2 separate regions of the Mus musculus genome follow, and region 1 is linked to region 2. A link is a loop called in an ENCODE intact Hi-C map of the cell type or tissue named here. Cell type or tissue: left cerebral cortex. All regions are shown on one strand. Each heading gives the region's core, and the rest is flanking DNA. Links, peaks and the distances in the headings are about the cores only. Region 1 overlaps B4galnt1 (beta-1,4-N-acetyl-galactosaminyl transferase 1). Region 2 holds the start of Agap2 (ArfGAP with GTPase domain, ankyrin repeat and PH domain 2).

Region 1 (11,744 bases), core at 1-8,000, 92 kb after region 2:
TTTCTAGCCCAACACTTACCTTGCCAAGCTCCCTCACCCTTCCTCCTTTTTTTCTCCAAAACTGGCTTTTCTGAACCTGCGCCTACCTTAGGGCCTTTGCATCTGCCGTTTTCAGGAATGTTTTTGCCTAAGTTTGTTTGTTTGCTTTCAAGGTTGGCTCCCTCTTGATGTTTACATCTGGGCTCAGACGTCTCCTGTTTGCTTGAAACAATGTCCCTTGCCTCCGCTTTTACACTAGACGTTTCTTATTTACTCAGCCTAAGCTTTGACGTTGTAAAATATGGACAATTTACTTTTCTGTGCCTAAGCTTAGTTTCCTGCAATAGTTTATCTAGTAAGATTACCATGAAGATTAAATGGCTTCATCTATTTAGAACACATTTTCAATTTTTTTGTTTTGTTTTGTTTTGTTTTGAAAACCATCTCATTTATTTAGCTCTGTCTGGCTTCAGACTCACTATTCAGCAGAGCCTGATTCCTGCTCCTTGGTGTTGCTACCTCCCAAATCCCAGGATTACAGATGTATGCCACCACACCCAATTTACAGAAAAATTTAAATCTGTGCAGCACAGAGGAAAGTATAGTGATCCATGCCTGTAATGTTCGTACTTGGGAAGCCATAGGAGGAGGAGAGAAATTTCAAGGGTAGCCTAGGCTACATAGCAAGAGCGTGCATGTGTGTGTGTGTGTGTGTGTGTGTGTGTGTGTGTGTGTGAGGCATGTAGTAAATGCTCAGTAAAGATTAACTTGTTCTGTTTTGTTTTTCGAGACAGGGTCTCTCTGTGTAGCCCTGGCTGTCCTGGAACTCACTCTGTAGACCAGGCTGGCCTCGAACTCAGAAATCCACCTGCCTCTGCCTCCCAAGTGCTGGGATTAAAGGCGTGCGCCACCACTGCCCGGCTGTAAAGATTAACTTTTTTAAAAAGTTATCTTTTATCTATGTGTGGTGATGTTTATCTATATAATCCTAGCACTTAGGAAACTGAGACAGGTAGAATTGCCTTAGTGTTGGAACAAGCCTGGGTTATATGCAATAAGTACCAAACCAGCCAGGGCTACAAAGCAAGACCCAGACTCGAGAAACCAAAGTGGGGTGGGAGGCGTCGAGAATCTCATTGTCTTTGTTCCACCTCCTAAGCTGTAAGGTTTCTGGGCAGAAGCTGTAGCTCAACGGATACCATGCTATACCTAGCATGCACAAGACCAGGGGTTGAGTTCCCAGCACTGCACAGATGCTGGCACCCCTACATGATGTCTCTCCTTAGGAGACATCTGTAGATAATAACACCTGCAATCGCACTCAATAGGCACAGGCAGGAGGTTCCAAAAATTTAAGGTCATCCTCCGCAACCATGGTGCTGGGAGGAGAGCTGGGTGTTCCCAGCTGGGCGGTAGAGTGCTTGCCAAGCACGTGTTAGTCTCTAAGTTCAATTCCTAATACCACAAAACAACATGCAAGCTCCACAGAAGTCAGAACGGTATGATCTTGCCCACCAAGGCCTGAAAAGGCAGAACACAGATTAAGAGTTTAAATACTGGCCGCTGAAAGGAGAGTGCTCTTCTAGCCTTAAGGGCCCAATTCCACCTCCTTTCTTCCCAGTCCGGTTCTCCACCAAGGGACATGAAGTTGCCTTCACCATCCTCGTAAGACACCCTCCCAACCCCCGGCTGTACCCACCATCATCCCTACCCCAAGGAGGTGAGGCTGAGGCTCCAGGGATTAGGAAAGTAAAGAGGGGGTTGGCCCTGGGGGTGGGGGTGGGGCTGCTTTCCCACTCTTTCTCCCCCCACCCCCGCCCGCCCCCTCACACTGGCCAATACACCTTGCTTTCAGCCGAGTACAACATCAGTGCTCTGGTTACCATTGCCACCAAGACTTTTCTTCGTTATGATCGACTACGGACACTCATTGCCAGCATCCGACGCTTTTACCCTACGGTCACCATAGTCATCGCTGACGACAGTGACAAACCGGAGCGCATTAGCGACCCACACGTGGAGCACTACTTCATGCCCTTCGGCAAGGTGCGCTGCCCGCAAAGCAGAGCGGGGGCGCCAGAGGACTCTGGGAAGGGGGCGTGCCTCAGCCAACAGCTTCCAGGGTGCTGATTAAGGACCACTTCCCTCAAACAAATGTGTGCCTATCACAAGGGCTTCGGAATCAGGAATCCTGCCTATCTTATTCGTTCCGCATTCTTGAAATGGTGCTTAATACCTATAGCAATACAATGGATGTATGCACGAAGCAATGAAATACAAGACCCTTCCCCCAAAGGGCTCAAAATGTCTAGGAAAAGGGTTGGGACCCTCTGGGAAGTTTTAAACCTAGTTTCCGGTCATCGGAAAGCTCTAAGAAGTCTAGAGCAGGACACAGGCTGTTTTGAGTGCGGGGAGAGGGAAAAAGATGTCAGGCTTTTTCTGTTCCCAACCATATACAACTCTTCTAGGGTTGGTTCGCAGGTCGGAACCTGGCGGTGTCCCAAGTAACCACCAAATACGTGCTGTGGGTGGACGACGACTTTGTCTTCACGGCGCGCACGCGGCTGGAGAAGCTTGTGGACGTGCTCGAGAAGACGCCCCTGGACCTGGTAGGGGAGGAGAGCCGGATGTGGGGTGGGAGACGGGAGAGCGGGACGTCCAAAGGTGAAGCGAGTCTGGGGGGTAGTGTGGGCCCTGTGTGTTTCGATAGGGCGAGGGTGGGGCAGGGGCGCGGGGAGGAAGCGTTCTACTCTCGGGGACCTGGTCTTAGCTGGAGCATCCTCTCGCCTCCTGCAGGTAGGGGGCGCGGTGCGGGAGATCTCGGGCTACGCTACCACCTACCGGCAGCTGCTGAGTGTGGAGCCGGGCGCCCCAGGCCTTGGGAACTGCTTCCGGCAAAAGCAGGGCTTCCACCACGAGCTCGTTGGCTTCCCAAGTTGTGTGGTCACAGACGGCGTGGTCAACTTCTTCCTGGCGCGCACAGACAAAGTGCGCCAAGTGGGCTTTGACCCACGCCTCAACCGGGTGGCACATCTGGGTGAGCGGCGCCCCCTCCTGGCAGTGCGTAGGAATGGGAAGGACCAGGCGCGGTTCTGCCACTTGAACCCTCCCACCACCCTCTGCGCTTTCCCTAGAGCAGTTTAGAGAGGCTGACAAAGGTCTGCACTTGAAACCTCCACTTCCTTCTGCCGGACATCCCACTTAACACCTCACACAGCGCAGGTGCCGGTCAGCCTTGAACTTCCTCTCCACTGCAAAGGTTACCTTTCTGCCAGCTGCTTCCCCAGTTCAGACCCTACTCAGAGGGAGTGAACTGGTATTTATTGAAATGAACCCCACACGAGAGTAAATCAGAGCAAAAGAAGCTAGAGTGTCCTCAGCAACATAGTTTTTCCTTAGCTGCCCTCTGAGCCCTGTATTTCAGTTCAGCGTAAGGATTGCCGTCTCTCCCCTCAGGAGCTTTTAACCGTTGCTCTCCCCACCCTCACCCCAGAATTCTTCCTGGATGGACTTGGTTTCCTTCGTGTTGGCTCCTGCTCTGATGTTGTTGTGGATCATGCATCGAAGGTGAAGCTGCCGTGGACAGCAAAAGACCCAGGAGCTGAAACTTATGCCCGTTACCGGTACCCGGGATCACTGGACCAAAGTCAAGTGGCCAAACATCGCCTACTCTTCTTCAAACACCGGCTACAGTGCATGACCGCCGAGTGACGTCTGATTTGGGCCTTCACACTGTCAGGCTGGGCCTGCCTCCTTGTTCCTTCCAGGATTATCCACCACCACCTCCATCCCTGTGCACCCCACTGATGAACACCCTGGCTTCCCGATCCTCTCCACCAATCTGATTCCTAACAGGGGCTTGTCCTGGTGACACCCTTCCTTTCTGTGAGCGACCAGAGGCCCGATGGAGCCATATCCTCTTCCCCCCACAGCCAGTGCCAAGTCCTCCCACAACCCCATTCCTATGGGGCAGGAAATGGGGAGGTTCACTTTCCAAGTGCCAAAGAGCCCAGAAGGACTCTAAGACCCTCAAGTGGAAACACTCTCACCTCCCGAGGTGGGCAGGGAAACTCCCAATTTGCAACCCCAGGGACATGCACCCCACCCCAGCTCTGGATCCAGCACCGTGTGTACCGGCTCCCACATACCCCCACAGAAAGCACTGTGACTGTAGTTCTGTGGGGCTGGTGAACACACGGTGAAAGCCATTTTTACTTGTGTCTCTGTGGTACTTTGGGTGTGGCGGGGCTTGTGGGGGGATGGGAGAGCTCCACGTGTAGATGCCGAGACCCACTCCACGGGCTTCTGGTATTCTCGGCTTCATTTTATTGGTTGCATTGGGGTGGGGGGAGCTCAAGGACCGTGGCCTTCCTCACACGCGGACTGTTGGGCCCTCTCACACTCTAAGTGCATGGTCAGACCCACACCGTGCAAATCTTTGGGCCAGTAGGTTTCTGGAGAAGAAAAGTGGACAGTTAGGGAATATTGGGTACCATATTCCCTGAGACCTACCAGTAATCTGGTAGCATGTCACCCCTTTGGAAACCTTAGTTCAGTTCTCCACCCTTGGTAAAGGGTGCCCCAGACTCTTTTTTTTTAATATTTATTTTTATTATTGTATATTATTAATATAATATATAATATTATTCTACTGTAGTTGACTTCAGTCACACCAGAGGATGGCATCAGATCTCATTATGGGTGGTTGTGAGCCACCATGTGGTTGCTGGGACTTGAACTGGGGACCTTTGGAAGAGCAGTCAGTGCTCTTACCCGCTGAGCCATCTCACCAGCCTGCCCCAGACTCTTGAACTTGGCTAGGTTGTTTGTTTGTTTGTTTGTTTGTTTGTTTGTTGGATGGATGGATAGATTGGTTCATTTGGGTTTTGAGGTAGGGTCTCTCTATGTAGCTCTGACTGCCCTAGACCAGGCTGGTCTCAGACTCATAGAAATGCTCCTGCCTCTGCCTCCCATGTGCTGGGGGATCACAGATGTGCCTGCCCCTGCCCTCCAATCTACTAGGCAGCTTCTCTCTACTTCCCCCTTGATCTTCCTCAGTCCCTTCTCTGAATCCCTGTCCCCAGGTCCTCATCTATTCCATACTCTAGCCCAGCACCTCCTGGCTCCCACTCTTGATGCTCCTCCCCCTTACCAGCCTCTCCAGTGCATGTGCAGCAGCATCCTGGACACTCACAAAGAGTTGTTCTGGAGACACGCTATCCAGGAGTCTCGCCCGGGTCAAGGTCTCGAGCACCAAGGCTGTGTGGGAAAAGTGTCAGGGGCTGGGGCCTCTACATCCACCCTACAAGTGTCCAGTCAGTCCTCCACCTCCCAACCCTCTATTCTTCACTCCACGAACCATTACACTGAGCCAAGAGAAGGTAGATCCCATCGTCCTGGCACCGCCTGGTGAGCTGCAGGAATCAAAGAGGGGTTAAACCCAAATCGAGGGTGCAAGAGGGATGACTGGGAGCTTTTCCTGAGTTTGACCACTCCCTCACCTGGACCACTTCCCGGGCCCCTGCAGCATCTACAAAAGTGATACCACTGAAGTCTAGGATCGCCACTCTGACAGGCTCAGCACCTAAGGAGGGAGGAAGCAGATGTGCCAGCCAACTCCGTGGTTCATGACCGAATCTCTCTCCCTCTGTCAGCCCACCTCACCTTTGTCAGGTACACTACCTGGCTGTAAACAAAGACAACAAGATCACATAAGTGCCATCCTCAGAACCCACTGGCCTCCCAAACCCAGAGGGTCCACGTTCCTCCTCCACCAAAATCCTCACCTTGATTCTTTCTCCAAGCCCCAGATGCCACTCCAAGATTCGGTGGAACTGCCCACGGGTTGCAAAGTAGAGGGGTGCTGGATAACTCAGGATACAAAGACCTGGAACTTGGAGGAGCTAAGGGGTAAGACTGTTAGAAACGGCCTGTCTGATCACTCCTGCCTTCTTAGGCTATATACAGCCCACCCACCTTACGGCTCTCTCTGATTGGCCTGTAGAGCTCCGTCCCCTCAGCCAATCCAAGCTCCAGGCACTGCACCCTAGGAAAGAAGCTCAAGTCAGAGTCCCAGCCTCAGCCTGGCCTGGTCTAGCCTGGCTGTAGTCACCACAGGGTACCTATCCCCCTTCCCTCATTTGGTGCCCATCTCTGCTCACCTCTGAGTTCTGCAGACCACTGTCATCATGGAGACGACCACACCCACAGCCAGGCCCAGGTCCACATTCAGGGTCACGACAGCCACCCACGTGACTATCCACACAGCCTGAGGGACATGGATATGGGTGGATTCTCCAGAAGGAACGGAGGTTCAAGGACAAATATGAGCAAGGGAAAGGAAGCGTGGTGGACAGACGAGTTCACTTAAGCCTACACACCAAATATAACACCAGACCCTGGGCAACCCGGGAGTCTGGATTGGGGGTGTAGTTCAGTGGTAGGGAACTCTCCTAATATTTATGAGGTTCTGGGTTCAATCTTCAGAACCCACTCCAAAATACCTCCAAACAAACACGCAGGCATGGCGAATCACATCCCACCCTCTCCTTTCCCCCAATGTATGTATGAGGTCTGTATGTTGGAGGTTGCACGGATTAAAGAATTTAGGGTGGTCAACTTTGGTCCATGGCAAAACCGGGGCGCTTGGGGGGTTAGCAACCTGGCATATTGCCATTTCTCACAAAGTCCACATGGCTGATGTGCCAGAGCTGCGGAAGTTCTTGCATCTGGAAGAACATCTGGCGCATGCTGGAGATATTGATGCAAGCCAGGACAGCCTTGAGATGGAGAAGATAGGCCTTTGTCAGGACAAAGGTTCCACTCACACACGCAGCGAGCGTGCACCTCTTTCCCACCCTACCTTGGGCAGGTAGTAGAAGAAGGGCCTCAGCCACAGCAGCGCTGCCAGGACCACTGCGCAGGAGAAGAGGCCTGCCAGCTGCAGGAAGGAAAGACAGAGACAAGACAGGGAGACTCCTCCACCCCGACCCGAGTGGGAGCTTCTCTCCCTGGCCGACTAGCCTGTCTCATCTTCTTCAAAACTCTCCCTCCTCCCCCAGAAAAGTCTCCTTCCTCCCAAAACTCCATCAACACAGAAAATGCCCTTCTCACCCCGTTCTTGATGTTCTGCCAATCACACTTAACCCCTCCCCCCAGCTAAATGTCTATCACTTGCCAGTCCCTCCCAGATGTGCACAGTTCAACCTCCCCATTCTTATAGCCCATCGCCATCTGCAAAGGTCTTTTGGTACTGATGCTTTGAGAAGCAGGCTAGCCATCTGTGTAGGATATAGCAGGGAAAACAAAACATATAAAGGTAGGAGTGGTATGTAACCATTCTTTCTTTTTGTTTACTGTTGTGGTTTGGTTGTTTTGGTTTTTGGGTTTTTAAAAGGTTTATTTATTTTATGTACATGACTACACTGTCGCTGTCTTCAGACACACCAGAAGAGGGCATCTGGCAGGGAAATGGTGGTGTACACCTTTTATCCCAACACTTGGGAGGCAGAGGCAGGTGGATTTCTGAGTTCAAAGCCAGCCTGGTCTACAGAGTGAGTTCCAGGACATCCAGAGCTACACAGAGAAACCCTGTCTCGAAACAAACAAATAAACAAACAAAGAGGGCATCAGATCCCATTACAGATGGTTGTGAGCCACCATGTGGTTGCTGGGAATTGAACTCAGGACCTCTGGAAAAGTGGCCAGTGCTCTTAACTGCTGAGCCATCTCTCCAACCCGAAGGTTTTGGTTTTATTTTGTTTTGATTTGTTTTGTTTTGTTTTTGAGATCCTTATGAGAACCATCAGAATTATTTTATCTCCTACATTTATAGGTATGTGTGTGTGTGTTTGAATGTGCGTAGAAGCACAAGTGTGTGCAGGGACAACATACCTGTGTCCCAGTTCTTGTAGAATTCCACACTGGGCCTCCTCCCCCATCACCTTATTCATCGAGGCAGGATCTCTCAGCTGAACCCAAAGCTCTTGGGTTCCTGCCCCCATCCCTGCCTTCTAGACAGGTCACCATACCCATGGACCTGGAGGCTTGAACCCCTGTGCTAATGCTTCTGCTTTAACCACTGAGCCATCTCCACAGAATGGTGGCAGTCCCCTTTCCACAGTCACTATGTGCCCCAGCCTGCCTTGAGCCCCAGACAATCCTCTGCTCTGTCAGCCTTCCTAGTTCCAGAACTCTGGGTATGTAATACAACACCTTGATGTTACTGTTTTTATTTTTAATCAGGTCTGAGGCATTGTAGCTTTTGCTTACGGCCAACAGAGGTCCTCATGGAGTTCCGTTATTGTCTAACCCTCCTCTTCATAATCCCATTACCATCCTGGAATATGTAGATGCTAAATCCTGGGTTATCCACCTGTTCCCCACTCTCTCCTGCCACCCCTGTTGAATGTCCCATCCTTTCTCCTCATCCTCTCAAGGATACCCTTACCTGTGTATTCCCACCAGCATCCACTAATAAGCTGGTTGTAGCCAGTGTGGCCGAGTTGGGAAAGCAAGAGAAGAGAGAAGAAATGAGGTTGGAGACACCGTGGGCCAGGAGTTCCTAGAAGGACACAGCAGGATGAAGATGGGGAAGACGTAGGCACGGGGTGGGGTGGGGTGGGGAGGAGTGAGGCTAAGGGGCTTAACTCTGAAAAGGGATGACATTCACAATTAAGTCACACCTGATTGGGCTCAATAGTGTAGCTGTACTTGTCTGCATAGATGGAGGCCAGAGAGGTGGACACAGCAAAAGTCACCAACGAGATAGGCAGGGAGTCGGCCAGTATCCTGGGCAGCTCATCCAGGGTGGGGAGGAGGGGTTGGGGAAATCTAGGGAAGGAGAAAGCCAGGATAAGGGTGGGTCCGCCGCCGGTGCTACAGGGAACAGAGGAGACAGGAAACAGGAAGGGGCGGGGCAGGGGAGGGGTATCTTGGGAGAGGTGGGCGAAGTCTTTCTCTTACCCTCCAGGCAATGGTCCCACTACCTGGACATTGTATCTTGTGTCCAGGGAAGAGGTGAAGCAGAGCACCGTAGCCAGAAGCACCTGAAAACGATCACACCTTTTGTTTCGTTTTGTTTGTTTTTGTGTGTGTGTTTGTGTTGGGTTTTTGTTTGTTTGTTTGTTTTGTTTTGTTTTTGAGACAGGCTGTCCTGGAACTCACTTTGTAGACTGGCCTCGAACTCAGAAATCCGCCTGCCTCACAAGTGCGTGTGCCACCACTGCCCGGTTTAGAAGAAAGAGGTTTAACATGAAAGAGAATCCCTTTGCGAGTGTGGGGGCCTCTCTAGAGTGTAGCAGCTGATGAGGCCACAGACTAACTCACCTACACTGAAGGAAGAGTCCGTGTTTGCCCGGAGAGAGGGACAAAGGATCTAAGAGGAGGTCCTTTGGGATTGATGGACACAAAAGACACACTTGAGCCAAGTGAGCCATTCTAAGCGGAGAGCACATGTGAGTTGCCTGTGGAAAGCTGTGGCATTCATTTACACTGGAGGAGTTATCTGGGCGGGCAGTGAAAGGAATTACAGTGAGGGTCCCCGAGGAGAGAAAAAGTGCAGTGGGAAGGAAGGAGAGGAGCAAAGAGAGGCCTGACGCTCGACTCCGGTAGTGGAACAGTTCAGGTGTGTGTATGTGTAGCGGGGGAGTTCGGATGGCTCAACTGCTCTGGAAAGATGCTTGGAAAAGTACGCGTCACCGTGATCTCTCGCTTGTGACTCCTGAGATTTCCACAAGGGGGCGACAGCCTCTAGATCTCACTGGATGGGGAGGATCCGGATACAGCGGGGTCCAGGGATCTAGAGCCGCCCTCACCATGACAACTTCTCCTGGGATTGGAGTAAGTAGCCTGTCCCGGAATCGCACGTTTAGTTCCTTGACTGGCACTAGCAACACCAGGCTGAGCGCCGAGATGGTCACTTCTGCAGGACTGCTCTGGGACAGGGCGCTGAGCACCGCGGCCAGCGTCTGCGGGCAGGGACAGTGTGCAAAGGCCGGGTACCAGCGTTAACTGACCCCGAGAGACTCAATACCAACCCACTAGGCCGGGGCAAAACTCTCTTTCCAGAGGCCATCAAGGCTTCTACGTCCCCAGCGCTCTCACGCAGCGCCATAGTTCCTTGCATTCATTCCTTGTTGCCTATCTTAACCCCTTCACCCACCGTCCCTATCGAGCCACCCTTTCCCGTGACATCTAGAAACCTCTTTCCCCACCCCCACCTTGAAGAGAGAAAAGCAGCCGATCTGGCGTGGGAGAGACAATCCCAAGAGGCTTGGCAGCTGGGACACCAGCACGTGCAGCGCGGCCCCGCTGGTCAGCGCCTTGATCACAGGCTCCGATAGAAAGGTGGACAGGACACCAAGCTGCAGCACGAACATCCCCAGCTGTAGAGAAGGCGGCGACAGGTGGGGTCGGGGCGTGGTGCGAAACCTCCAACAGACCAGCCCGCACAGTGCACCAGCTTCCCCACGATATATCTGCCACTCCGGACTGGAAGCCAAGTTCAATGGTGTTTTTATCCTCCCCTCTATCCTCTGGCACAATTGTGTTGGTCCTTTTCGGTGGATTCATCTAAGGTCCTCACCCGGGTCGAGTCCTCGCTTACCATTAGCGCCCCACTCCCGAAGGCCACAGCGGCTGCCGCCCCAACTCTCCGAGCTTCCAGTTGCTCCCTTTCGATTCCACTGAGGTTCCCCGCGAGGGGTTCGGGCACCACCCTCTCGACTACAGAACCGGTCATTAGACTGAGTACTGCGAAAGTTCCTGCAGTCATGGGCCAAATGCAGAGATTAGCATTCGTGCAGCCTGGGGCAGAGCAGCAGCCGTGACTCGCACAGTTCTGGAGTCTCACATGCGTCCCATCCGCTCTCTTAGAAGACCTTAGGATCACGAGCTGGTGCAGCAGCCAGGAACCGATGCGGAAGAGCGCACCCATGGAACCAGTGGGCAAGGAGAAAAGAGTGTACCCACTGGCAAAAAAAAAAAAAAAAAAAAAAAAAAAAAAAAAAAAGTGCCCCTTCCTCACGCTCTCACTGGACCGTGAGCCACTGTGCACCTCTTTCCCTTCAAGGTCATGGTCCCTTCAAGTTGTTTCTTTTAACCAAATGTCACAGGGGACAAGGAGATCCTTGTAAACTGTCGCCTCTATACCCACTCCAACAAGCCTAGGGAGGCGACAGAGTTCTGTGCAAAGGGGGTGGAAATGGGTTGTGGATCCCAAGAGAGGTGGCAAGTAGGAGAGGGAAGGGGGCAGAGGGGAATACAGCCCCAAAGCTTCCAAGTAGCAGCCTTGCTAAGGTGTGTTTGACCCCTGCTTTTAATCCCAGCACGCAAGTGGCAGAGGCAGGATCTCTGAGTTTAAGACCACCTGGTCTGTGGGGAGCTTCAGACCAGCTAAGACTATAAAATGAGACCCTATCTCAAGGGATGAGGGTATGCCTCAAGTCCCTGTCTATTTTCATCCCAAAGAGAAGCAAAGTCATGAGCAGTGTGGCCACTCACCAGTGGACAGGTGTCTCCCAGTGCCCAGTAAACTGTAGATGAGAACAGGAAAGAAAGACGTGTAGAGTCCGAACACCGGGGGCACCGAGGTCAGGAGGGCAAAAGCCATGCCTGGTAGAAAAGTAGAAGGAATCGGGGTGGGGTGGGGTGGGGATGGGATGAGGGTGGGGATGGTGGGGTGCACAACCTCCAGATACTGCCCTTCCCAACACTCTTGGGTTGACACCAGATACTATCAATCATGGCCCCGGAGGGAACGGAAA
Region 2 (12,262 bases), core at 1,977-9,976:
TTAAGAATTGTAAGCTGAAACAAACTCTTTTTGACTAAGTTGCTTTTTGACAGAGTATTGTATCACAGTAAGAGAAATGAAACCAGAACACATGGGATCACACATGCCTCTGAACACCATACACACATACACATGCCAAGAATAATACTTACTGGGCCAAACTACCCATTACCCATGACTCCAAACTTGCGTTATCTCTGTTTTCTCCACCAATTGCTCATTCTTCTTCTATTTCAGGTCACAAATGGAGGGCAGAGCAATGGTACTGAGTTATGAGTTGGCAAGTACCTCACTATGTGTGTCTCAAATTACAAGTATAATTAGATTTTTGTTCACCTTTGACTGGCCTTTCTGAACAATAATTTCCACTTCTTCATATTAGTGATAAATGATCCCACCCTTTGGGCTTGTTGTGAATATATATGAAAGTATGCTGTAAATGATTACATGTTATACGTGCTAATTACTGTGCTAGAAACTGAACTTGGAGCATAGAGTTTTGTCAGGTTATAGGTTTTTTTCTCCCCTATAACCCACTCACCCCATAACTACTTGGATCTTTTATGGTTATAGTGAGTAGCTGACTAAGGGAAGCCTTTAGAAATGTGTAGAGAGACAGGTAACTCAGCCTTATCTTTAATGGCTGAGATATTTCTCCAGCACATGTAGGCCTCTGTGGTGACAGACCAAGTAATTGTATATGGATTTCTGTGGTTTTCTTTTTAAAAGATTTATTTATTTATTTATTTATTTATTTATTATATGTAAGTATACTATAGCTGTCTTCAGACACTTTTTCTTCTCTCTCTGGCCCCACTCACTCTGGCCCAAAGATTTACTTACACCGTCGCTGTCTTCAGACACCCCAGAAGAGGGCATCAGATCTCATTACGGGTGATTGTGAACCACCATGTGGTTGCTGTGATTTGAACTCAGGACCTTTAGAAGAGCAGACAGTGCTCTTAACCACCGAGCCATCTCTCCAGCCTTGATTTCTGTGTTTCTCTAAGATAAATTTGCAAATCACCAAGAGTATGGATCCTACCTGAAATTCTACTGGCCACATTCTCCCAGAATCCACGGCCATCTTAATTTGCTACCTCCCACTGAGGCAGTGGGACTGCTTATTAAGGTTGCTCCATTCACCTGACTGAGCAATCATAACCGGGGCTGGCTGTCGGAGCTGAAGGGCCAACGCTAGAGGGGGCAGGAGGTGTAAGAGGTAGTGCAGTGTGGGTTGTGGGTTTGAAGCTCACCAGTCAGGAAGTGAGGCCGACAGACGGAAGGGCGGGCAGGGTCGAGGAGTTCTGGGGCACAGCAGAAGGGGCCTTCTGAAGTTTGGGGGTTGCAGGGTCATGGGCTTCAGAAGCAGAGGTGGTTGGTAGTCTGGCAAGGCAAGTCTGCGCAACATGCATGCCCAGAGGCAGTTGGCTATAGCCACAGTAAGAGCAGAAGTCAGGCGACATGAGGTGGCCAAGCAAGCTCTGAGCCGACTCAGGAAGCTGGCAGAGAGAGTGAGTGACCCCGAACTCCAAGCTGGCATCCAGGCCTCACTGGACAGCGTACGAGGTAAGAGATGCATCAGTCCCTAACTTGGCTGCTTTGGGGACCAGTACAGGGCATGGAAATGCTTAGCCGTGCGTGTCTTAACAGAGTTTCTGGCTGTTCAGGCATTGACTTCCTCGTTCCTGAGATGGAGCTGGGAATTGGGAAGAAGACATTAGGGGAGATGGGAAAAGACATGGGGGGGTATTATTATTCCTTTTCCCAAAGCCCAACTCTGAACAGAGTACGGGTCACTGTGGGACTGACCTTCTTGGCAGCAGAGAGTGGACACACACTGGGGAGACAGACCCGATAGATGGAGTCCCTGTCTGAGGAGTCTAGAACAGGAAGCTGTCGGGACAGAAGGTTCTGGGACTCGGTAACGTGTTCATTCCCAGGACCCACTAAAGATCAGTGACCTCTTGTTCTCCAGCTGTAGAGAAGCACACACACACACACACACATACACACACACACACACACACGGGGGGGGGGGGGGATACACCACAAAGGATGTCAGGTTCCCAGACACACTAACCCTTAAGACTCCACACTTTATACAGCCGCAGTGCAGCAAGGACCCCAGGACTTGCCTCAGTCCCCTCTCCTTCTGTCTCCCCTTCTTGTCTTCCCCTTGGGTTCCTTCCGTTCTACCTCCTTAGTGCCATTAGAGTAACTGATGACAACACTGGGAGGAAGTGCTGTCATGGCAACAGCATCCGCCACATCCTCCTGCCCACTGTAGCCTTGGATCCTGTGCTGGGGCCCTGGCAAGTCTGTTCTCCATCCATGAGGCCCAGCACTGAGGAACTGGGGGGCTGTTACACTCCATCCATTTCTGGATTCCCAAGAAGCTGGCTTTCTTGCTTGTGAATTATGTCAGGGAGAAACAAGCCCGTCCTCCATCAGACCCTGATCATTCCAGTTATCAGACCTCTCTGCTCCCAGCTACTTCTTTGGGAAGGGAGTGTCAAAACAAACAAACAAACACCTTCTGACACCAGGGCACAATTTGGAGGCAGGCATGATTGATTTAGGGTTTTAGTGGGATAGCTTCCACGCCTCTGTCTTCTCATTACCCTTCTGAAGTTAGCGTCTCTTTCAGCTCCAGAACACAAGCCTCTGACAGGAAATATACTTGCATCTTCCCGGATAGCCACAGTGATGAGAAAGGAAGTCCTAGGGAGGCTAGTCCACAGGACTGCCTAGTGGGGGAAACTCTAGATTTCACCTTTGTCTGGAACAGCATGGGGTTGGGACCAGGCAAAGGAATTCTCTTAGTCCTGGGGGGGGGGGGGCGGGGAGCTAGTGTGATGGGGCACCCCAGTGTCCCTAGCACCATAATCTCACAACCTTGGTTCTAGAGCAGCCTCGATTACAGAGCAAGTCCTAGACTCAGCTATCCAAAAGAAGAGAAAGAAAGGAAGGAAGAAAGAAAGTAGGGTAAGGAGAGAGTGGAGGCTGATAGACGTTTCTCTGTATCTTTGTGTGTGGTGTGTGTTGCTGGGGATAAAACCTAGGGCCCCCAGGCCTCCTATCGTGATAGGCAAGGGCTCTACCAGTCCGACACTATGGGTTTTTTTTGGGGGGGGGTTGTTGTTGTTGTTGTTTTTGTTTTGAGTCTGAATTTGGGTCCTGCTCTCTATCTCGGGCTCCCCTTGGACTCTCTGTGTAGCTCAGGCTGTCCTCAAACTTTGAGTCATCCTCCTGCCTCAGCTTCCTCAAAAGAGTGCACCACCTGGCAAAGCTGTGCTCTTCCTAAGTAATTTGTTCTCTTCTGAGACAGAATTCTTTTCACACTAAATATGAAGGCGAACTGAGACCACTCCACCCCCAAATACTAAAAAGCTAACAATTCTCATTTATGAAATTGTCTCCTTCATGGAAAAATTAGGGTGGGTCTCCTGCCCTGAGGATGTTTGATGGGCAATCCCTAAAAAAAAAAAAAAAAAAAAAAAAAAAACCATTGACCTCAAAGATGGGATCTGGGAGAGAGTGGGAATGAGTCTCTGTAGAACAAAAGGACTCCTGGCATCCCGGTTCAGCCCCCAACCCTTACCCCCTACCAGGCCGAAGAACACGGTGCTGGCTCCTGCCTCCAAGAGCCGCCCACGGCAGCACTTATTATAGTCTGGGCTGCGTCAAGAGGGTGGGACGCCAAATCAAAGTACCGCGGAGACTCTCCAGATCCCGGGCAGGGGTCTCCAAGGCTTCAGGGAGATCTTCCTTCCTTCCAGCATCTCTCCTCCCTCCATGGGGTCTCAGTCTCTCTTCTGCAAGGGCTTAACTGTTCATATTTCTCTGCCCCTCTGGAGGACAAAGCCTTGAACTCTAAAGCCCCCAAAGGGGTGGGGACACAGCACAAATGGTGTCCATTCGCTCTGCCTCCCCCCACCCCCATCACACACACACACACACACACCTGCTGTAAGAACCGGGCTACATAGACCTCAGGACACTGAATGGAAACACCTAAAAGGCTGGCTCCCGCTGGCTCAGCTGAGGGGGTTCCTTGTGTCCAGGGAGCAAAATCCGCCCCCCCCCCCGCAGGTGGGTATCCAGGTGTGAGAGTAAGGCCTTCACTAACCAGCATCCCCTGATTGGTCTCCCACCCATCCTACACACTGATCCCTCCTCTCCGCTTATCCCTGCTGCTGCTTCGGAGGCACTCTTGGAGCTACGGTTGCTATGGAGACTAGATGCATTTTGGAATAGGGGGGGTGTCAGTCGGTAGATGTATTTCTTCCACCTTGAGCTGGGCCTTTGACTCATGCTGCTGATTGGGCTCAGAAGCCCTCAAGCTTCTCCCCTCCAGAGGCAAACCCCCTCCCCCTCCCTACCCTTCTAAGTTCCTTGTTTGTCCCCATCCCTGGGGACACTTTCCAAGTTCACTTTGGGACAATGAGTTCAAGGCGCAGTGCAAGTACTCAGTATAGGGTGGGAGCGGGGTGGGAGAGGGAGCTGGGTGATGAGAAGGGAGACTCACCCAGGTACCCTGCGAGGGGAAGGGGAAAGGCCCTGGGAAGGGATAGCCCATTTCAGCTTCCCCAGAATTGACGGGGACAAAGAGTTCTCTCTGTTCCTGTACCTGTCCAGCCAATAGTTCAGTTTTTTTTACCTTTGTCCCTAAATGTCACAGTCCACATTCGTGTCCCCTAATCATGGTGTGAGAAATGAGGGGGCTAGGTAGTTGGTGGAGGTGACTCCAAGTACCAGGAAATCCAGTCCAGGTTTTGGGAGGGAAATCCAGTCCTGGATTTTGTACCGCCCTAGCAGACAGCGGTGTTGGGGGGGGGGGGGAGGAGAGATGGGGTGGGGGGGCCCGCGGGCCGCCTCCTCCTCAATGTGAGGGGAGCGCCCGGACACAACGCGCATCCGGACCGAGCCGATCCCGGGCGAACCCCCCCCCCTACTCTTCTCCAGGATCCACGCCCCTCCCCTCCCAGACCCCAGACCCGTGGGTTCCTATCTCCTCCCGTTCCCTCTTTCCTCCCTCACCGCCTCCAATAGCTCCATCCCTAGCATCCTCCCCGTGCTCCTGCGAATCCCCCGCACAGACAGCCCCACTAGTCTCTACCCTCAAGACCCCCCTTTCCCACTGCATCTGCGGCCTCTGCCCATTGAGTCCGCATTCCCGCCCCTGCCTTCCCCTCACCCAAGCTTCTCCCCCAGGCCCCTGTCCCCCTTTCTACCCTCTTTCCCTTCATCCCCATTTGCCCCCACTACTGTCCTCTCCACCCTCCTCCGCCCATCTCAACGCCCCCACCCAGACCGGGGTGCACGATCCGGCGCGCCTCCCTGGAGCAGCACCAAGGTCCCGGGGCTCCAAGGGGGTGGGGGCGCAGGGCGGGGAGCATGGGGAGGGGGCGCCCCATGTGATGGGAGGGGGGCGCAAGAGGAGGCGGCGGAGGCGGCGGCGACAGCGGAGCCGGGCCGGGGGCTCAGAGGGGTCCGGGGGCTGGGGGCAGCGAGCAGGGCGGCCCCATGGCCGGGCCCCCCTGAGGCATACCCGGGGAGTCCCCTCCCCTCCCCAGCTCGGGGGTCTCCGGGCCCCATGAGCCGGGGCGCGGGCGCGCTTCAGCGCCGGACAACGACCTACCTCATCTCGCTGACCCTGGTCAAGCTCGAGTCGGTACCTCCGCCGCCGCCTTCTCCATCTGCAGCCGCAGCCGGCGCCCCCGGGGCCAGAGGCTCCGAGCCCCGAGATCCTGGCAGCCCCCGAGGCTCGGAGGAACCCGGCAAGAAGCGGCACGAGCGTCTCTTCCACCGGCAGGATGCGCTGTGGATCAGTACCAGCAGCGCAGGCACCGGGGGTGCGGAGCCCCCCGCGCTGTCCCCGGCTCCGGCCAGTCCGGCTCGCCCGGTCTCCCCGGCTCCGGGCCGCCGACTGTCCCTATGGGCCGCCCCTCCGGGACCCCCGCTCTCCGGGGGGCTGAGCCCGGACTCCAAGCCGGGAGGCGCCCCCTCTTCCTCCCGGCGCCCTCTACTCAGCAGCCCGAGCTGGGGGGGTCCGGAACCTGAAGGCCGGACGGGTGGCGGAGTCCCGGGCTCGTCCTCCCCGCATCCTGGCACCGGTAGCCGAAGGCTCAAGGTGGCGCCTCCTCCACCTGCTCCCAAGCCTTTCAAGACCGTGACCACTAGTGGAGCCAAAGCCGGCGGGGGCAAGGGCGCAGGCAGCCGCCTGTCATGGCCCGAAAGCGAGGGCAAACCCAGGGTCAAGGGGTCAAAGAGCACCGCCGGGACTGGAGCTTCTGCCGCTGCGGCCGGCGGGGGAGGGAGCGCTGCAGTCACGACCTCTGGTGGGGTCGGGGCTGGGGCTGGAACCAGAGGGAAGTTGTCCCCTCGGAAAGGCAAGAGTAAGACCTTGGACAATAGTGACTTACACCCAGGACCCAGTGCCGGCTCTCCTCCGCTCACCGTGCCAGCAATCCCAGTTCCAGCCACTTCTGTCACTGCCACCTCCACGCAGCCCCTCGGGCCTGCACCCCCTATCACTCTGGAGCCACCAGCTCCAGGGCTGAAAAGGGGCCGGGAGGGCGGCCGAGCGTCCACTCGTGACCGCAAGATGCTCAAGTTTATCAGCGGTATCTTCACCAAGAGCACAGGAGGGCCTCCTGGTCCAGGGCCCCTTCCCGGACCCCAAGGCTTGTCTTCCAGCAGCGGGTCCAGGGAGCTGCTGGGAGCAGAACTACGCACCTCCCCTAGTGAGTAGGGAGGGTCAGGGCCTGAGACACCTGATTGCTTACTTGGGATGAGGGGACACTGTGTAAGAATGAGGGGTGCCTTGCTCTTGGGTGGATGGAGGAGGCAGGCTCCTCTACCAAAGGATGGGGCCAAGGATAGGAAGAGGTCCTGAAGCCAGGAGACTGAGATGGGTGTTTTCCGAGCGAGTCTGTGCTTTCCTGGAGATGATGGCCTTGTTGATGCCAACTGTAGGAAATCCTCCCACAGAAGCCTCAGGCCCCAATCCCAGCTCTGGTTGGATTCTGCAAACAAGGCGATAGGAGCTTTGCTTGTGTTGGAGGGACGTTGGAGGTGCAGGGATTGTGGAAGCCTCAGTTTCCCCTGAGTAACAGGCACAGGTGGTGTGGCAGTGACCTTGCTGGCAGCTCCTCGCCAGAGACAGGTCTCCTGGGTTGACAGCGGGCTGGTTGCTTTTCCACGCACTGAAGGTGGATTGGGCGGTTCTTGAGCGAGCGTGGGCTGGAACGTGCAGATTTAAATGTGAACTGAGAGGGGGCAGATAGGAAGCCTGGCTTCCCGCACTACCCACCCCCGCCCCACAGCGGCGCCGAAACCCGCCCGGGGCTGACCCCGGTGTGAGGCAGGGGGCAGAACTGCTGCTAAGACAATTCTTATCCCGGGAGACTTGGGAGGCCATACAAAGAGGTCGCCTTATTTATTTAATTTTCCTCCCGTGGGGTGCCTTTATTATTATTTTCTAACTGGTAGAGACAGGCGCGTTGGGAGAGGGGGTGCGACCGACGACTCGGTTCCGCTCACATTCCCCGGAGGGGAGGCGGGTCTGGAAGCGGGGGCGGCCCCGGGGGGTTTGGCTTCTGAGCGGGTGGGAGCAGATGGCTCCGGATCCCCGAGTTCCCGCCGCAGCTGCGGCGCCCCGGGAACGTCCGGCCAGTGTCAGGCGCGGGGGCTGGACCCGGCGGGTGCAAGGAGAATCTTTTCTCCCCAGGCCTGTGGTTTCTCTCTCTGCTTGAGAATGGCGCTTTACCCCCATCGTTCTTTCGGAGGCCATGGAGGTCTAGGCAGAGGAAAACCTAAGTTTTGTCTCCCTTGGGCAATGGACAGGGGTTAGAACTACTTGTACCACTGACCTTGAAAAAGGGCAGGAAAGCCCTCACCTATCTTGTGTGAAACGGAGATGTAAGAAGACCCATTCCATTCTAGGACCCAGGCCTTCCCTCTTGGATCTGCTCCAAGAATGTTGCGGGGGGGGGAGAGTGAGGGGGGACTCTATTCTCTGTAGTGTAGGGAAACCATTGCTAGTAAAGTCTTAGTCGGGTCTGGGGCAAGGACCCACGTTTGGGGATGTGTTTAAGGGAGATGCCAACTGAAGTATTTTTGTCTTGCTAGCTCTGTTGCTAAGCAACCACTGAGTGGTGGCAACAGCTGTGGGGAGAGCGGCTGGGATGGGAGGACTGGGGACCACTCAGACCTGAGCCACTGCAGGCAGGGTCCTCACTCAGGGTTAGGTGAGCCCCTCAGTAAAGAGAGTGGCAGGGGACAGGAGTCCTCCTAGCCCAGACTCTCCCTTCTTACTGTAGCTTTCCCTTTCCAGAGGCTGTGGTTAATAGCCAGGAATGGACTTTGAGCCGATCAATTCCCGAACTGCGCCTGGTAGGTAGCCCAGTCTCTTGGCTTGCATGCAGGGAAGGCTTACATCTCCCAGGAACTCTTAATTCTCTTGCTTTGCTTCGCCTTGTTCCTCTCCATGAAACCAAGAACTCTTTGAGTTTAGCATCAGAGCAGTATTGAGGGATCTGCTCCATACATATTCACAGCTTCTCTAAGTCACTTTCAGTTTGTCCCAGCTTCTCATTTCTAGCTTAAAAAACAAAACAAACAAACAAACAAAACCTCTTGGTGTTCTGTTGCCAAGAACTGGGCAAATGCAGTTAACGCCTAGACCTAAGCCTTGCTGCACAAACATGTTTAATGTGTGATTAAGCAACACACACAGCAAACTAGGCATTGCTCAGTTTGTGGTCTGCTTCAGCTGTGGAACCATTTCTTACCATGGCATGCCCTACCCTTCTCAGTTGACTGGAAGCTCTGAAGGTCCTTTGATGGCTTGACACTGCCCAGTCCCTGGTCATGAACAGACCCAGCATCTTACCCTTTGGTAACTCCTACTGTCTCTGTGCCACGTCTCTCCTCTAGGGTGTGCTGGGTGATGTCAGGAGTGGGAAGTCGTCCCTCATCCATAGATTCCTCACGGGTTCATACCAGGTGCTGGAGAAGATTGAGAGTAAGTCTTCAGGAGCCACAGTAAGCTAAGGCTGGGAGCTAGTGCCTGGGCAGGTACCATGATGGCACTCAAGGCCCAAGCAAGAGCTAAAGTTAAGGGGCTGTGAGGAGGTCTGGTGAGCTGCCCTCTGACCCATTAAACTTCTTCTGGGCAGGTGAGCAGTACAAGAAGGAGATGCTAGTGGATGGGCAGACCCATCTGGTGCTGATCCGGGAGGAAGCAGGGGCACCCGATGCCAAGGTGAGGCAGTGGCGACAGCAGGCTGCCTAGGGTCGGTATTCAGAAGCACTCATTCCCTGGCTTGCTAGGAGATCCTGAATGGTACCCAGAGGGAGTGGGCCTGTGTGACCCCTGATTGCTTTCTCGTCCCCTGCAAGTTCTCAGGCTGGGCAGATGCTGTGATCTTCGTCTTCAGCCTGGAGGATGAGAGCAGCTTCCAGGCTGTGAGCCGTCTCCATGGGCAGCTGAGCTCCCTCCGGGGGGAGGGGCGAGGAGGTCTGGCCCTGGCTCTGGTTGGGACCCAAGGTAAGGAGAGGACGTGGAAGCCCTGCTTGTAGAGGAGGGTGAAGGGTAGATAAGTACTGCCCACCATGATTGATAATTTGGAAAGTGTCTGGCTGCCTATTTAGATTCCAGCATCCCTCTAGAGGGAGCCTGATGCCCAAATAAGGAAGTAATGAACAAACAAACTCCCCAAGGTCTGAGCAGAGAAGGGAGGACAGCCTGAGAGGGCAGGACAGCTGTAATGGCCATCTCTGTCCCCCTCTGGAAATGTTACCTACCCCTGTGTTCACATTGCCATTTCTGACACCACTACCATGGAACACACAGAAAATGTCAAGTCCTGGTGTGGATAGAAAGTCTTTCCCTTCAGCTGGGTCAGGCTGACACTGTTTAAAAGAAATTTCTCTGCAAACAAGGGACTATGGAGGAAACCAGGTAAGCAGAAGACTGAGTTCTCCTAGCAGGAGCTCAGAAGCACTTAGGCTGTCACTAGCCAGCTCTGCCCGGCTGGCAGGATGCTCCGTGTGGCCGCACATGCCACTGCAGGCACAGACCTCCACCTGTCTCTTGTCTCCTGGTTTCTGACTGGAGAAGGAACAGCCCACCTGTTACCTATAGGCGTTCACCTCTCATTGTTCTCCCTCCGGTTCAGGATGGATGTTTATCACCTGTGAGTCTCAGCTATCATCAGGACATTCCAACTCAACCTCTGGAGTTTTGCCTGGAAACACACACATACACACAGAGACATACACATACACATAAACAAACACACACACACACACACACATACCACACATAGGGGGGAGCAGACACACATACACACAAACAGAAACACACACACATACCTCACACATAGGTGGGGACAGACAGACATACACACACACACACACCACACATAGGGGGGAGCAGACACACATACACACAAACAGAAACACACACACATACCTCACACATAGGTGAGGACAGACAGACATACAAGTACACACACACACAAAAGGACAGAAAGACACACTCACATGGGGGGGACAGACAGACATACACATACACACAAATAGAAAGACACATGCACACACATACACACATACCACACACATGGGGGGAGACAGACAGATAGACAGACACATACACACAAACAGAAAGACACATGCACATACACATCACACACATGGGGGTGGAAGACAGGCAGACAGACATACACATACACACGAACAAAAAGACACACACACACCACACATGTGGCGGCCAGACAGCCATATACACATATATACAAACAGAAACACACACACACATACACAGAGAGAGACAGACAGACAGACAGATAGACCCACAAACAGACAGACAGGCATACACAGAGAGACAGAAACCAACCTAACTTGGGCTTGGCCCAGAACTCACAAAAGGGTATGGACACTAACAGTCCACTTGAGGACAGATCGTCTCCCACACTCTAGCTTTGGGAGGTCTAGCCTGGGCTCCACACAGGTGTCAGAGGGAATCATGAACAGAGAAGGAAGAGTACCTTGCCAGCCCTGCCCCTTTCCTGTCCTCCCAGACAGGATCAGTGCATCATCTCCTCGAGTGGTGGGTGATGCTCGAGCCAGGGCTCTGTGCACGGACATGAAGCGCTGTAGCTACTACGAGACCTGCGCAACCTATGGGCTCAATGTGGACCGGGTCTTCCAGGAGGGTGAGCAAGCATGGGAGTCTCAGCGTGTGATGGGCAAATCGAGAGAGCCTGTGATATCCTGGAGACCCAGTATCCAGTTCTGTGTTTCCCAGTGACAGGAAATTGGCCTCTGGGAGGGAGGAGGGGTCTGGGGACCTATAGAGAGCTGTATTAATTTACAGATGCTTTCTGGGCTGGAGAATCAGTCTAGGCATAGATAGGCTCTGGTGACGAGGAAGTCGGGGCGATTTTACGGCCGGGGTACTTCTCAGAGGTGGCTGTGGGGACCTGTCCAGTGATTCCTCCAATTCCCTGTCCCTTCAGTGGCCCAGAAGGTGGTGACCTTGCGCAAACAACAACAACTCCTGGCTGCTTGCAAATCCCTGCCTAGCTCGCCAAGCCATTCAGCTGCATCTACTCCTGTAGCTGGGCAGGTGAGCTGGGGTGTCTGGAACTGATACCAAATTCAGAAGTGAAGAAGTGGGTGGGATTAGAAAGTAATGTTGAGGGCTGGGTAAGAGCACACTGACTGCTCTTCCGAAGGTCCTGAGTTCAAATCCCAGCCATCACACGGTGGCTCACAACCACCGGTAATGAGATCTGACTCCCTCTTCTGGTGAATCTGAAGACAGCATCGGTGTGGTTAATAGTAAATAAATCTTTGGGCAGGGACTGAGCGAGTGGAGTTGAACAGAGCGAGTGAGGCTGACCAGAGAGAGCAGAGGTCCTAAAATTCAGTTCCCAACAACCACATGAAGGCTCACAACCATCTGTACAAATACAGTGTACTCACATACATAAAAGAAATAATCTTTAAAAAAGAAAAAAGGAGGGCTGGTGAGATGGCTCAGTAGGTAAGAGCACCCGACTGCTCTTCCGAAGGTCCGGAGTTCAAATCCCAGCAACCACATGGTGGCTCACAACCATCTGTAACAAGATCTGACGCCCTCTTCTGGAGTGTCTGAAAACAGCTACAGTGTACTTACATATAATAAATAAATAAATCTTTAAAAAAGAAGAAATCTTTAAAAAAAAAAAAAAGAAAAAGGGAATAAAAA

The links. Peaks named below come from ENCODE experiments on the same cell type or tissue, not always from the same donor. Only the 100,000 strongest peaks of a DNase experiment are listed, where the experiment ranks them.
Region 1: it touches region 2 in a loop (2.9-fold over the local background); 5 of 42 quality-filtered maps call a loop at or near these places.

Annotation. Positions count from the first base shown.
Region 1 is chr10:127,168,144-127,179,887 of GRCm38, forward strand. B4galnt1 (beta-1,4-N-acetyl-galactosaminyl transferase 1) reads left to right here. Exons shown (of 11, transcript NM_008080.5): 7 at 1,601-1,699; 8 at 1,835-2,025; 9 at 2,448-2,588; 10 at 2,776-3,016; 11 at 3,473-4,197. The coding sequence ends at 3,690. It overlaps Slc26a10 (solute carrier family 26, member 10), which reads right to left. Exons shown (of 18, transcript NM_177615.4): 2 at 11,482-11,592; 3 at 10,586-10,743; 4 at 10,200-10,364; 5 at 9,795-9,947; 6 at 8,944-9,026; 7 at 8,664-8,811; 8 at 8,429-8,542; 9 at 6,842-6,919; 10 at 6,663-6,758; 11 at 6,141-6,247; 12 at 5,956-6,025; 13 at 5,766-5,882; 14 at 5,662-5,665; 15 at 5,481-5,563; 3 more. The coding sequence ends at 4,395. Among named protein-coding and RNA genes, the nearest start is that of Slc26a10, 6.6 kb to the right of the region's middle. In left cerebral cortex, for the core only: CTCF peaks have their summits at 2,038 and 3,021 (motif pointing left); DNase peaks (open chromatin) are centred at 2,058, 2,845 and 3,000; H3K4me3 peaks cover 457 bases.
Region 2 is chr10:127,074,023-127,086,284 of GRCm38, forward strand. Agap2 (ArfGAP with GTPase domain, ankyrin repeat and PH domain 2) reads left to right here and starts at 4,885. Exons shown (of 19, transcript NM_001033263.5): 1 at 4,885-6,749; 2 at 8,342-8,400; 3 at 8,944-9,031; 4 at 9,186-9,271; 5 at 9,409-9,556; 6 at 11,091-11,225; 7 at 11,529-11,638. The coding sequence starts at 5,600. In left cerebral cortex, for the core only: CTCF peaks have their summits at 5,819, 7,342 and 9,716; DNase peaks (open chromatin) are centred at 2,293, 3,693, 4,241, 4,798 and 9 more places; H3K4me3 peaks cover 5,087 bases; H3K27ac peaks cover 6,988 bases.